2 separate regions of the Mus musculus genome follow, and region 2 is linked to region 1. Evidence: chromatin loops called from intact Hi-C (ENCODE). Cell type or tissue: gastrocnemius. All regions are shown on one strand. Links, peaks and the distances in the headings refer to the core of each region. The heading gives the core; the rest is flanking DNA.

The links. A loop is a pair of places that touch in the nucleus more often than their neighbours do. Peaks named below come from ENCODE experiments on the same cell type or tissue, not always from the same donor. Only the 100,000 strongest peaks of a DNase experiment are listed, where the experiment ranks them.
Region 2: it touches region 1 in a loop (5-fold over the local background); 20 of 42 quality-filtered maps call a loop at or near these places.

The regions. Positions count from the first base shown.
Region 1 is chr9:62,282,665-62,290,322 of GRCm38, reverse strand. No RefSeq gene overlaps it. Among named protein-coding and RNA genes, the nearest start is that of Spesp1, 4.3 kb to the right of the region's middle. In gastrocnemius, for the core only: a CTCF peak has its summit at 3,175 (motif pointing left); a DNase peak (open chromatin) is centred at 3,170; H3K27ac peaks cover 589 bases.
Region 2 is chr9:62,773,560-62,781,217 of GRCm38, reverse strand. Itga11 (integrin alpha 11) reads right to left here. Exons shown (of 30, transcript NM_176922.5): 25 at 7,028-7,141; 26 at 6,834-6,920; 27 at 4,495-4,605; 28 at 4,269-4,364. Among named protein-coding and RNA genes, the nearest start is that of Fem1b, 34 kb to the left of the region's middle. In gastrocnemius, for the core only: a CTCF peak has its summit at 3,543 (motif pointing right); DNase peaks (open chromatin) are centred at 2,275, 3,537 and 4,562.

The sequences.
Region 1 (7,658 bases), core at 1,618-5,617:
ACATGCTGGGGCTGATAGGTAGGGTTTCCCCGTGGCCTCTGCTTCTGCCTCACCTCCCAGCCTCCACCAGCTCCTTCTGTTCCCTCTTTCCTGCCATACAAGTACATCACAGGGCTGTCATTCTGGCTACCTTGTTACCTCCTAGCCACCTTGGACAGAAGGTCCTGTAGTCTCTAGACAAACTCTCCAGTTGTTATGCCTTCACCTTCTTAAGCACTCTGGGTAGACTTGAAGCATCCTCAGGTCACACCAGGCCCCTCCCTCTGCACCCTGCATCTCTCTGGGCCCTAGGTACACTTCTGGTCTCCTTGTTCATCTTTAAGAGCCCTTGATGAATGTCTTGATTTTTGTGGGAGGAAGGTCGTGGCCAAGCTCCCAGATCCCACTGGGGCTGTGTGATGGGCTGAACTATGTCTCCTCAAAATTTATACACAAAGCCCTAATCTCCAGTACCACTGATGGGGTCTTTAAGAGAAGCAATCAAAGTAAAATGAGAAGTAAGTCCTGTGGGTGAGCTCTCAATCTTAAATGACCAGTGGGCTCTCTCCCCCTCTCCCCTCCCCAGTCTTCTCCTCCCTTTCCAGCTTTCCCTCTGCCTACGCCTTCTGCTCCCCTTTTCTCCGGAGACAGGGTCTCTCTATCCATGGCTGCTGTGTAACACACTATGTAGCCCATGCTGGCCTCCAACCTACTCCTGCTTGAGCCTCCCAAGTGGTCTGTGTCTTTGTATAAGATACAAAAGCACAGGCATGCAGAGGAAGGATCATGAGGAGACACGAGAAGAGCCATGGAGAAAGGTGTCAGTAGGAACTAAACACTTTGATCTTGGTTTCCTAGGCTCAGGATTTGCAAGGGAACCAGCTGCTATTGTTTAAGCCGGTGTGTGAGAGAGTGTTTTAACTGCTCTGGATTCCCGTGTAGTGTGAGTGTGTGCATGTGTGATATTTAACTTTCAGGGTTTGCTTTAAGGGAGAAATGACACCATTTGTGACAACACAGCTGTGTAGGTAGTGAGGTTTCTCGCACCTCATATGCTAGGCAGGTACTCCCTCACTGAGCTAACTCTCAGAGCAATACTTATTTTTTTATAAAGATTTATTTATTTTTTATTATATGTAAGTACACTGTAGCTGTCTTTAGACACTCCAGAAGACGGAGTCAGATCTCATTATGGATGGTTGTGAGCCACCATGTGGTTGCTGGGATTTGAACTTCAGACCTTCAGAAGAGCAGTCGGGTGCTCTTACCCACTGAGCCATCTCACCAGCCCTGTTTGGTTTTTTTTTGTTTTTTTGTTTTTTTGTTTTTTTGTTTTTATACCTTTCTCAATTACTGATGTTTCAAGCTGGTAAAGAGTTTATACGTGGTTACTGGAGTTGTGAGTAAATGGCCTGATTAGCTGTTTGTTCTGTATATGATAAACTCCCGTTTCTCTAATGTGTCTAGCAATGAGTCTATTCTGGCCAATTCAAAGGCCAAAAAAATCTTATATTAGCACATGTCAAGGTGCAACTACTGGTGGAGATAGGAGCTGATGAGTAACTAGAGTTCATAAGGACTTAACTAGCTGAACTGATTCCCTCCACCAACAGCACCACACTTACAGCCCCACTGAAAGTCATTCTGTGTGTGTGTAGGTGCATATGTGTGTGTGTTTGTATTCCTCTGTGTGTGTGTGTGTGTGTGTGTGTTTGTGTGTGTGTGTAGGTGCACATGTGTGTGAAAAACAAGGTCAGTCTCAGCTGTTATTCCCCAGGAGCCATGCACCTCTCTTTTTAAGACAGGCACTCTCATTGAGACCCGGACCTTGATGGCTAGGCTAAGCTGGCTGCCCAGAGAGCTACCTGTTCTCACCTCCCCAGTGCTGAGGTGACAAATGCACAATACCATGCTCATGTGGCTGCTGGGGACTGGACTCATGTCCTTATGCCTGAGCTGTAAGCACTTTGCTGACTGAGTCATCCTCACAGCTCTGAAACCCTGTTTTATATAAAATTATCTTCCATTTGATTTGGTGGCACCTGCCAGAAAATTCCATATAATCTTTAACACTTCATACTTATAGAGCTTGAACTTAGTCAGGCATACAAAAAAGCCTGTGGGGCAGCAAAACACACACACCAACACACACACCAGAGAGAGAAAGAGGTCTTATCTGTGTGTATTTTATTCTTCAGAAGTTAAATGAGTTTCTAACTGAACTTGTGTTGAGGACTCCTTTGAAATTCATCCAGGTGGGGAGCTTCGTGGAGACTTACAACACATCTTTGGGTCACCAGCTTCACCCTTAGACTGTCATGAGGTCTGACACTAACAGCCACAATGTCAGAGTCTTCCTGGATGGAGCTAAAAGTATGCCAAGGACCACATGCTTGCAACTCCTTTCAGCTACACCCATCCTCTTTACAGTTTATTAAAATCATTCCACGGGGCCAGAGAACTAGCTCGGTTAAGGCTGGAGAGTTGGCTCAGTGCTTGACATCTGGGGAGCTGGCTCAGTGGTGAAAAGCACTGGCTGACCTTACAAAGGAGAGGATTCAAGCTCAGTTCCCAGCAGGCTTGCCATCATCTGCAACTTCGGTTCTAGAGGATCCAGTGCCTTCCTCTGCCCTTTTCTGACATACAAATACACGCAGGCAAAGTAGCTATACACATAACATTAAATGAATCTCTTTAAAGCAAACAAAAATGTTCCACAGAGACAATTTCAAGTCCTCTATAGTAAGTAAAGGAAGAAAACAAAACCCCCATTTGCCTAACTAGGTGTCAGAACCTGGCAAAACAGGGCATTTTCCAGAGGCAGCCTAGCACTCTATTGTGCCCCAAGATGGGTGTGGTTTTGTAAGCTGATTTCAGTCCTGGCCTGTGTGCAGAGCGGCTGCACTGGAACCGGAGACAAGGACAGCATTCCTCAAACCAGCCTACAGCGGGGAAAATACTTTCAACATGCAGAGACCTGTTAAATTATTCTTATTGAATTGTTTAAAATATTGCTGTGTGATATTTGTTGTATTTAGAATGGGAAGCATGAAAACTAAATGCACAATAAATAGCAAAGCATTTATTGCTACAGTGTAGCAAAATTAAAGGCCAGTTTCTAGATTCTCAGCAGCAGGTGCTCAGAAGTTAGCAGGCAACTCCCGTCCACTCATTAGTGAGGCTCTGCTGCCCTCATGTGGTGAAATTACTTCTCTGCCAGAACCTGTGATTGTCCTAGAGAGCATCTTTTGTCTTCCTCTCAGGCTGAACTCATCCCTCAAGCAAATTTTTCTGCCTCAGCTTTCTATGAAGTTATAGGGATGAGACACTAGACATTACATATATCTTAGAGAGAGTGTCTTTAAAAGTATTATTAGGGTGGTTGAGTGGATGGATGGAAGGATGAATGGAGACATGGATGGCTCCATGGATAAAACACTCTTCAAGCATGAGGGCCTGAGTTTGAAACCCCAGCTCACATAAAAAGCCAGGCATGGGCTGGAGAGATGGCTCAGTGGTTAGAGCACTCACTGCTCTTCCAAAGGTCCTGAGTTCAATTCCCAGCAGCCACATGGTGGCTAACAACCACCTGTAATGCAATCTGACATCCTTTTCTAGAGTGTCTGAAGACAGCTACAGTGTACTCACATATAATTAAAATAAATAAATCTTAAAAAAAAAAAAAAAGAAAAAAAATCCAGGCATGGCTGCATATGGCTGTACCTTCAGAACTGGGAGGAAGAGCCAGGCTAGACCAATGAGCTTCCAGTTTAGTGAGAGACTCGGTCTCAAAAGCAATTCAGCAGAGAATGATAGAGGAAGATATGCTATTCTGGTTAGTTTTGGTCAGCTTGACATAAACTTGGGTCCACTGGAAAGAGGGAATCTCAAATGAAGAACTGTCTCTATCAGATTTTCTGTGGGCATCTCTATGGGACAGCTTCTTGGGGCAGCCTATTATGGGTGGTGCTATCTCATGGTAGATGGTCCTGGGTTGTATAAGAAAGCAGGCTAAGCCACGATGAGCAAGACAGTGAGCAGCCTTTCCCCATGGCTTCTGTTTCAGTTCCTGGCCTGAGTTCTTGCTATATCTTTTTTCAAGAATGGGTGGTAATTTGAAAGCCAAATAAACCCTTTCCTCTCCAAGTTGCTTTCAGCCAATGTTTTATCACAGTAACAGAAAGCAAGCTAGGTCTCCTGCTGTGGCCTCCAGATGGTGAACCTCACACTCACACTCACACTCACACTCACAGGTGTGCTGCACACATACAAGAAGGTGAGGGAGGGAGAGGGAGCTCACTCAATCATGTGCACATTCATTTTTAAAAAAGGGTTTATTTTTATTTTCACTTATGTGTGTGTGTGTGGGTATGTGTACATGCTCTGTGGGTGTTTGCAGAGCTCACAGATCACCTGGAGCTGGAGTTACAGCTGATTGTGAGCCTCCCGATGTGGGTGCCAGGGCCTCAGGAAGAACAGGAAGTGCTCTTAACTCCTGAGCCACAGATGCATTCATTCTGTAAGTACTAAGATTGACTTATCTTTCCAAGCACCGGACCAAGCAAGGGGTGGAAGTGACATTTGATGTAAGGGTGTGAAAGATGCATTGCTACTGAGTAGGCAAAGGCTCCAGTGTGACCTTCTCAGCTCACTTATAGCCCGGAGAACACGGGGTGGTCACTGGGCAGTGTGTGATGAAGGACTTCCTGAGTGTGCATCTTCGTCTAGAGAGACACGTGTGTGTCTGGCTAACCAGATTTACCCCAATCTACTGGACTGAGAGAAGGAATAAGTGCAATACATACAAACTTTGGATGAGCTATGTCCATCTAAAGATGGTGTCTACGGAAAATCTTAGGCTGAGACAGCAGAAGAGAGTAGATAGAACCTTTCCTGGCTCACTGAAAACCAAAATAGAATGTTTTAGCACACTCCACGCCTATGTGTATCTTCTATTTTCATATGTGTGTGCCCGTAAGTGTGTGTGCATGTGTGCATTTGAATACATGTGTGCTCCTGCACATGGAGACCACGTGTCAGTCTCCACCTTACTTACTGAGACAGGGTTGCTCACCGAGCTGTCTGGTTTGTCTAGACTGGCTGGCTAGCAAGCTCCAGGGATCCTCCTGTCCCCACTTCCCCACTTCTGGGGTTATAGTTACTGACACCAGGTGGTGACACCTGGCTTTCTACATGTATACAGAGGATCAGCACAAAGGTCCCCAGGCTCACATAGTAAGGACTTTCCCAGCTCAGTCACTTCCCCAGCCCCTGGTTGCACAGTATTCTACTCGACAAACGTAGTTTGCCTGGTTCGATTTGTTCAGGCTGTTGTACCAAATAACACCACAGGCCAGGTGATTGAAACAACAATTTATTTCAACTACTGGGAGGTGGGAGAGTTGATTTGGTGTCTGGTGGAAGCCACCTTCTTCACAGATGACTGTCATCCAGTGTCCTCCCACAGAACCTCTGGGGTCTCTGTTTTAGGGTACCAATCTCACTCGTGAAGGTATTCATCTCTCAAAAGCTCCATCGCCTTCTCATCTTGGCGAGAGCTGGGATTTCAACAGGTGATGGGGGTAGGGAGTAGGAACCTTAGGTCCATATTTTCTTTGGATTTGACTGTCTCTGTATTACAAGCTACGGTTATCTTAGGACCTACGTTCTCTCCCTGAATCTGTGTTATAGAATTTATATCACAGTGTGTGTATTATGTTACTGCTTTTGTTACATATTCCAAGTTGCTTTCCAAACAGTCCCAACTGTTTGGTTCCAGCATGCTGCTATATTTGGGGTGAGCACTGCTGGGGAGCCTCGAAGACTCACGAACCAAGCCTGAAACAGCACCGTGCAAGCTGTCACGACTTCGTTACCTCTTACTCATCCCTTGACTCAGCCTGGCCTGGCTTCTTCCCAAACCACTTCACCGAAACTGTTCCTGTCAAGGGCCTGTAGCTGATGCTAGGCCTAAGCCTGTCTTTGTGTCTGCCTCCCCCCTCTTCCTTCTGCCCCCCTCCCCCATCTGTCTTTTCAGAAGTTCAACAGTCTGAGACTCCTCCACAGTGTGCCTCTCGGGTTCCTTACCACCACCATTCTCTGGAATCCTTCCCTCTCCACTGTGTCCTCTCTAGCCTGCCTGTCTCCTGGCGATCCATCCTAGGACCAGGGTCTGCTCCATCTGCCCATCTTTCTTGATCTATCTCAGACAGCTCTGCTACCAAATGTTCACGCCTATAACTCAACCTCTGCTTCAGCTTTCTTCCTGGCCTACATCCAACTCCTCACGGGATAGACCACTCCGGTCAGAGGTCCCAAGCCCATCCTTACCTTAACAGCATGGAGCACAAAATTCTTTATCCTTCTCCACCTCCGTACGTACCTACATTGCACATTTCAGTAAATGTTCATCAAAAAACCCTAATGATCTAGCCAGAAATCTGGGCATCGTCTCCTATTTTCTCCTCCTCCACATTTAAACAATTCCCTAATCTTTATTATTTTTGAGACAGTGTCTCATGTAGCCTAGGTTGGCTTTCAAGTATATTTTTTAAGATTTATTTATTTATTTATTTATTTTTATGTATGTGAGTATACTGTCGCTCTCTTCAGACACACCAGAAGAGGGAATGGGATAACATTACAGATGGTTATGAGCCACCTTGATGTGGTTGCTGGGAATTGAACTCAGGATCTCTGGAAGAGCTGCCAGTGCTCTTACCTACTGAGCCACCTCTCTGGCACCACACACAATTTTTGTTTCTTTGTTTGTTTTTAAAAAATGGAACTACCATACAATCAACTATTCCATCCCTGGGTGTGTACCTGAAGTCAGCATGCCACAGACAGACTTACACACACATATTGATTGCTTTGTAATCACAATAGCTAAGACATGGAGCTGGCCTAGACTTCAACCCTTGATCCTGTCTCCACCTCTCTAAGCACAGTCTTACTGATTTTAACTCTACATGTCTCAGACATGATCACATGCTCCGAATTGTCTGCTCCCAGGAGTCCAGGCCCTCAGCAGTACCCCCGAGTCTCCTCACTAGACCTTGCCTCTACTCTGCCTTCTTTGACATCTTCTGGTCTCTACAATGAGTCTAAGCTTTTTACCGCTGTCATCTAATCTCAGCCTTCCTTAGCTCAGAACATTGAAGCATCCCCCCATTGTCTCAGACTGGAATCTAAGTTCCTTGTTTCTAAGACAGACATTTCATTACATGTGAGTTTTAATGATTAATCATACAGAAAAAAAAGTATAGTTCTACAGATTTTAACCCACATATAGAATTGAGTAGCCACATGACTATAACTCCAAAAAAAATCAACAACAACAAAAAAAGAAAACAAAAACAGAAACAACACCCCCCCCAAAACAACAACAACAACAACACATTCTCTCACTGAGACTGGGGAGTAGCTCAGGCTGTGGAGCGCTGGTCTAAATCAGGCACAGCCCTGGGTTCAATACTTAGTACAGCAGAAATGATACATGCTGGTCCATACCTGTGCCTGTAAACTCAGGGTTTGGAAGGTGGAGGCAGAAATTTCATTAGTTCAGATTATCCGTGGGTGCAGTGTAGTTCCAGGTCAGTCTGGGACAGAGAAGACCCTAACTAATTCTATTACACTATCCGTTTACAGTCATGCATTTCTCCATCATTTCTACCTCT
Region 2 (7,658 bases), core at 1,506-5,505, 490 kb before region 1:
CTCGAACTCAGAAATCCGCCTGCCTCTGTCTCCCGAGTGCTGGGATGAAAGGCGTGCGCCACCACGCCCGGCTGTTGAACTGTTTTTTAAACATTAGTTTGTTTGTTTTTTAAAGATATATTTATGAATGTTTACACTGTCTTCAGACACACCAGAAGAGAGCATCAAGTCCCACTGCAGAAGGTTGTGAGCCACCATGTGGTTGCTGGGAATTGAGCTCAGAACCTTTGGAAGAGCAGTCAGTGCTCTTAACCGCTGAGCCATCTCTCCAGCTCCCTAAACATTAGTTTTTATTGCAGGGTGTAAGTGCTCACACGTGTGTGTGCATGTAGTGGGCAGAGGTTGACATCACATGTCTTCCTCAGTCACTCTCCACCAGAACAGTGTTTGAGACCGGGCCTCTCACTGATCCTGGAGCTGGCTGATGTGGTTAGACTGCCTGGCTAGCAAGCCCCAGGCTAGCAAGTGCCAGGAGTCTCCCATCTCTGAAGCCCAGCTGTGGGTTTACCTGTGTGCACCACCATGAGCAGCTGCTCTCTATAGGAACTGAACCCAGCCTTCATGCTTGTGAGGCAAACACCTGAGGCATTTTCCTAGCCCTACCTAGCCCTAGCCCTCGAATTCCCGACCCTTCTGTCTCCACTTCACAAGAGGGTGACATCTACACTCTTGATTTCTATGGTTCTGGGGTTGAACTCAAGGGTTTGTGTATGCCAGACAAGCGTTCCCCCACCAGAGCTGTACACCAAGCCCTCGACTTGCTTTTAAACTTAGGTGAAGAAAAAAAATGGGCACAGTGGTACATGACTTTAACCCCAGCACTTGGGAGTAGAGGCAGGTACATCTGTGGGCTCTAGGCCAGTGTGGTGTTTACATAGTGAATTCCAGGATAGCCAGGACTACAAAGAAACTGACTCAAAAACAAAACAAAAACAAAACAAAATATAGTGAATTCCAAGACAGCTAGGACTACAAAAAAACCTGATTCAGAAAGAAAGGGAGAGAGAGAGAGATGAGAGAGAGAGAGAGAGAGAGAGAGAGATGAGAGAGAGATGAGAGAGAGATGAGAGAGAGATGAGAGAGAGAAAGAGGAGAGGGTAGAGGATAGAGGGGTGAGGAGAGAGGAGAGAGAGAAAGAAAAGGAGACAGGAGGCTGGAGAGATGGTGTGCGTACTGCCTAGGACCCGCTTTGGGCAGGTCATAGGCACTTGTATCTCCAGCTCCAGGGCATCTGATACCCTCTTCTAACTTCTGCAAGCACCTTCCCACATGTGTGTACACACACACACATTTTTAAACAATAAAATAAATGTTTTTTAAAAAGAAAATAAATAGCTGGGCGTGGTGGCACACGCCTTTAATCCCAACACTTGAGAGGCAGAGGCAGGCAGATTTCTGAGTTCGAGGCCAGCCTGGTCTACAAAGTGAGGTCCAGGACAGCCAGGGCTACAGAGAAACCCTGTCTTGAAAAACCAAAAAAAACAAAAAACAAAAAACAACAACAAAACAAAACAAAACAAACAAACAACAAAAAAACAAAAAACAAACAAACAAACAAAAAACCATAGTTCAGCCTGGGTTATTTCTGTTCCTCTTCAGACTTTTTTCTTTCCAAATGAAGGATGACCTCGGTGCTGTGGGACCCACTCGTGACCCCGTGAACGTGCCCCACCAGGTGGCCTTCACTATGCTCTCGACCTCGCTCTCACTTCTGTCTTCCTCTGCACTCCAGGTTCTGGATCATCCAGCTGTTCACCTGACTGTGACCCCCTCACCTCCAGACCTGTTTCCACCACGGCTTCCTTAGCAGCCCGTGGTGACACTCTTTATGCCAGCTTGCCATCCTTTTACATCCAATGGCGCCCATCAGCAAACCATCTCATTCTACTCCAGAAACCCCTAGAACGTGGCCAGCCCTCCTGCCTCCTGGCTCTGGTCCTGTCATCTTTTGCTGGAGTCTGCATCAGCCTCCCTACCTCAGTCTCACCCCCACCGCCTGTCCTCAGCTTGCAGTATGAGGAACACTTTCCCTCGGATGACAGAGCGGCGGTCCCTGCTCAGAACATCACATCTTCTCATGGCATTTGGAGGGCAGTGGTCCTTCTCGCCTTGCTGACCGCATCCGCTGCCCCTCACTCTGCTCCCGCTTTCCGTGCTACCACGGGGCTGTTCTCTCTGCCCTTGAGTGACCGACTCCCCCAGATACCTACACGTGCTCCCCAACCTCCCTGTGTGGAACTCAACTGAGCAAACTGTGTTCACTCCATCTGAATTTCACTCTTGAGTGCGGATTTCTTTCTGGGAAAGAAGCCAGAAAACAAAACAGAACACTGCCAGGGGTGGCCTGAGTTGAGTGGGGCTTCTCAGCTTGGCCCCCTGCTCTGTCTCCAGAGCATGGAGTGAGGCAGAAACAGCCACAGCAGCTAGCTGGGTGGTGGACCATTCACATTACTCCCTAGGCAACTCTGGGCAGGTCACTACTCAGGCCTCACCTCACACAGTCTCAGCTTTCCCTCTGAGACAGAGGCAGGGGTTAAGCCTTCGAGGTGTGCGGTGGGTCTGCTTGCGTGTGCACAGGGCTCAACCCTTCCATGGTTTCTGCTTCATCCCCAAAGGCTGGGTGGGCCTTTGTGCTGCCTTCCTTGCCCACTGACCTAGCCATGCTGGGCACTATATAACCTACTACAAGTGACACGCTCAGTACAATAGGATTTTTTTTTTTTTGAGGGCATCTTGGGCTAGGAAGAAAGTTCACCTAAGAGATAACCAGGTGGTGGTGGTGGCGCATGCCTTTATTCCCAGCACTGGGGAGACAGAGGCAGGAGGATCCCTGAGTTTGAGACCATCCTGGTCTACAGAGTGAGTTCTGGGACAGCCAAGGCTATACAGAAACCCTGTCTCAAAAACTAGAAAACTAAACAAAACAGAGATACTCATGGGGGGGGGGGAGGGATGGTTAACGGGGGAGGGGCTTCCTGACACTTGACACATCTTTGAAGAATTACTACCCAGGGCCATCTCCAGAAACGGCTCCCTGGCCACTCTGTCCATCTGCTTCCCTCAGCATGGCCGCACTTCCTGACTTCTCCCATGCTTGGTTACTACTGTGTTCAACTGCTTATGAATCTGCCGCCCAGGCTGGGGGCTGGGGAAAGGGATGGACCCCCATCCCATGCAGAATGAAGAAACACATGGTTGAAAGGAGGTAGCTGGTGCCCTTTCCCTCAGAGGGGCAGAGGTGTCAGGAGATTCAAGGCTTAGGCTGGGGCCCCAGGGTGGGACAGACCACCAGGATGTGGGGCTAACCCTCAGTTACCACAGTTCTTAGGAGAATCCCTGAGAACTGCTTCTGGGCCTTGACCCGTGATGTTCTATGCCTGGAAGGGTGCAATTACCGAAACAGCCTGATGGTGTCCCTTTGCCAAGCCTGCCTTTTTCCCCTCTTCTCCTTTATGCCTGTTTGTTTAACCCAGCATCTCCTGAGGTGTATAGGTGAGTGGCCAGAGCCTACAGCTCAACCAGCACTTCTGAGATATGAACAGTAGGGGGCAGCAAAGCCCTACTCCCAGCTGCCCCGTTTACACAAGCCCTAATTGTTCTCTAAGACCCGACTTGTTTAGGACAGTAGCTATCTCTCAAAGCCTCACCTCTTTTTCTCTGTCTGGAAGTCAAGGTAATGCTGGCCTATGTGGTTTTGTCTAGTTAAAAAAGAGCCCAGCACGGAGCCCTCTAAATCCTGCCCTCACCCTTACCACACCCATTGCTGCTTGCACTCCTTTAGAGCTGAGTCTCTAGGCAAGGGAGGGATGCAAGTTCAGGCTCCACCAGCAAGCCCAAGACAACTTCACTGTGGGGCAGCCAATCAGGGAGCCACCCTTTAGGTTCATGGGTGTGGGTGTGTGGTCTCAGTATCCTCTGTGTGAAACTCTGTGAGACACACAGGCGTCTCTTTATTTTTTCCCACAGCACAGAGCCTAGCACGCTGAGGTACCACGCCAATGCTTGAGTCTGGTCTCTTGCCAGTCTGCTCTGCGTGTGTGTGTGTGTGTGTGGTGTGTATATGTATGTGTGTGTGTTTGCACGAGTGCTTTTTTTTTTTTTCTTTTGATAGTCTTTCACTGACCTGGAGCTAGGCTAGCTAGTGAAAAAGACCAAGGATTTGTCTTCATTTCCTGAATGCTAGGATTACATCCTAGCATTTCCTGAATGCTACACCTGTCGTCCCCCCCCATTCCCCCCCTCCCGGTTTTGGACTCCCTGGAGCTCACCTGGCGGCTAGGGTCTTCCTCTCGGAAGATGAAGGGGCTGTGGAACTGCCTCTGCAAGGCGGCGTTGACTGTGATCTTCAGAGACCTGTACTTGAGCTGTAAGACCAGGGCCTTCTTCAGAGCCGGCTCTGGGAGCCTCTGTTCCCTCTCAGGCAGCCCCAGGTTGGAGACTCCCCCCACAGCCACCTCCTCCCTTCCTTCCAGTCCTGCTGAGGGTCTAACTTACTGCTTTCAGAGATGTCAGCCACAGGTTTCCCACCAGGTAGAAGCTGGTCTCCTGGCTGGGGGCCAGCCTCAGGTTGCAGATGATGGAGACCACGTCGGAGTTGCTGTGATTCTGGAAGAGAGTTGTCGGGATGGGCGGGGGCTGGAGGCCAGTGGCCTAGAATGTGAGCTTGGGCCATCAGACAGGCCTGAGGCTGGACCAACTGGGAAAGGGAAGCCGACCCGAGGCTGGACCATCTGGGAAGCAGATGGCTGGGACAAGGATAGAGGTATGTGGGGACACGAGGGACACCGAGAATACAAAGCAAGGAGGCCAGATTTGAAGTTGTGTATAACGACCAGTGTCCCAGGATCAGAACCTCCACTCAACACTGAGGACTTGGAAATCACCATATAAACAAGCTAAACGATAACTAAATGACAGTGCAGTAAGTCACAATAGATAGAGAAAAGTATTGCAGGCAATCAAACTTCCGGAGAGTGTCCCAATCAATCAATCAATCAATCATGTGTACACACATGCACATACCCAGAGCAAGTGTCATATTCAGGATCAAGACAATTCCAACCTCTCTCTCTCACACACACACACACACCTGCCATCAATTCTGTTTCTACTGCCCTGGTGGCCAGAGCCAGGGTAACATGTCAGGAAAAACAACTTGTTTTGGAGTGTTTGGAAAAAGTGGCAGAGACAGATGGAAAAGTGCATAAATCTTCATCTTGGAGCATCTGAACTTTATTAAGGTAAAATTATTTTTGAGGTAGTCTTGTGCCCTCCCAACTCTACCCAAATCATGGGTGAAGTGCAGCAGGTTTCAAAATACTGTGTGGGGCTGCCAGGATTGCTCAGTGGGCAAAGGTACTTGTAACCCGGATGCCACCAAGTCTGATGACCTGAGTTTGAACCCTGAGAACTCAGATGATGGAAGAAGTAACTCCTGCAAGTTGACCTCTGACCTCCACATGGCTGCCATAGCACCTGCACACACACACACACACACACACACACACACACACACAAGAATGCATGTGAAAAAATTTTAAGTGCTTCATGTTTGTTTGGAGAAATGAGAGCTGACTCACTGAACAAAGCTGCTGGGCACACGTAGGAATTCAAAACGTTTCTTTTTCTCTCCCTCCCCCTCCCCCATGCACAGGCTATGCCTGTTTTGTCCAGCTGATCCTCCTGGCTGAGCCTACCCAGTACATACTGTTTATGTGGTGTTAGGGATCGGACCCAGGACTCCATGTATCACATTTCGCTTAATAAATTATTTTTTAAGTGTTTTTTTTTATACTGGGCAGTGGTGGTGCACACTTTTTAATACCAGCACTCTGAAGGCAGAGGCAGGCAGATCTCTGTGAGTTCGAGGCCAGCCTGGTCTATAGAGTGAGTTCCAGGACAGCTTGAGCTATCCAGTGAGACCCTGTCTCAAAAAATGTTTTTCACTAAGCATATATTATCTATACATTACATTGGGTCTCATTGTGACCTGTACATGCATGTGTATATTATATTTGGGTCATATTCATTACCCTCTCCTGCCCTCTTTTTAGTTTTTTTTTTTAAAGATTTATTTATTTATTTTATGTACACGAGTACAATTATAGCTGTCTTCAGACACACCAGAAGAGGGCATCAGATCCCATTACAGATGGTTGTGAGTCACCATGTGGTTGCTGGGAATTGAACTCAGGACCTCTGGAAGAGCAGTCGGAGCTCTTAATCACCGAGCCATCTCTCCAGCCTCCTCTCTTCTTGCCCTCTTTTTTTTTTTTTTTTTTTTTTTTTTTTTTTTTTTTTTTTTTTTCCAAGACAGGGTTTCTCTGTATAGCCCTGGCTGTCCTGGAACTTACTTTGTAGACCAGGCTGGCCTCGAACTCAGAAATCCGCCTACCTCTGCCTCCCAAGTGCTGGGATTAAAGGTGTGAGCCACCACCGCCCGGCTCCTCTCTTGCCCTCTTAAGACTCCTGTTAACCCCTCTTTCCAACTCCAGATCAATAAGCTATTTTTAAGTTACATTTTAAAAATGTTTGTATGTGTGAGAGAGACAAACCAAGACAGAGAAAGAGACAGAGACAGAGACAGAGATAGACACACATGCACACCCCCACTCCCCCTGAGAGAGAGAGAGAGAGAGAGAGAGAGAGAGAGAGAACCAGGGATGGAACTCAAGTGGCCATCTTGGTGGCACAGTCCTTTACACCATGGACCATCTCACTGATGGCCACTCCTTAATCAACTCTTATTGATAGACACTTGGCCAAGAGAGAGGCCCCTGGAATGGGGAGGCACTCTAACCACATCCCTTGGCTCTTGGCTTAGAGACACTCACCCTCTGTGGGGCATGGCTCAGATCTTCCTCAGTTGGGGTACTCCTGTACTCTGTGCTGTTCCCCCAGATGTTACAGGATGTGTTGCCCTGCATGGGAGGCACACACATATGCACAATTCTGAGTCTCACTCGCAGCTCCCCCTTTCTTCCTCCACCCAGACGGGTCAGCACCCAGAATGTGGGAACACAGCTACCTGGTCGGTGAAGAAGTCCCTCAACATCAGCAGGCGGTTGCCACCCCTGGTGGCGATGGGCACAGTGATCTTCATCATCACCCCGTGGATGGGGAAAAAGCCCAGGTTCTGCACCTGCAGCAGGAGGAGTGAACAGTGTAGCAGTCGAGGAATAGGGACAGCGGAGCCTGCAGGAGCCAGTCAGCTCTGAGGACAGGCCTCAGCAGGCCCTGGGTGCTTGGAAGCAAGACAGTACCGAAAGATGGGCTCTGAGACCCTGGAGTATGATCAATGGGTAATGAGCCTGGAGATCAATGACTTCTATGACTACAGAGTCCTCTTGTCAGGGGGTGCTTGCTGGAGACTAGGAGTGAAGGTGTTGTGGTCACTAATCAGGGCAGAATGCCGAAATGAGTGTGTGTCGTCTACATTCTCCTTCCTTAAGTGACAGAAGCAAGATCAAAGCCACCCCTCCCAGCTTCCTCCCCAGCAGAACACCATGTTAGAGAGGTAGCTGCAGATATGGGATGCTGGGATGCCCTTAGCAGGAAGGGACGAGCTGCTTTCTCTCTGCTTTCTTGTGGCCTGGGCTGAAAGGGTGGGTGGAGCTGCAGCCATCTTGAGCTAAGAGATGAAGCTGAGATTCATGTCT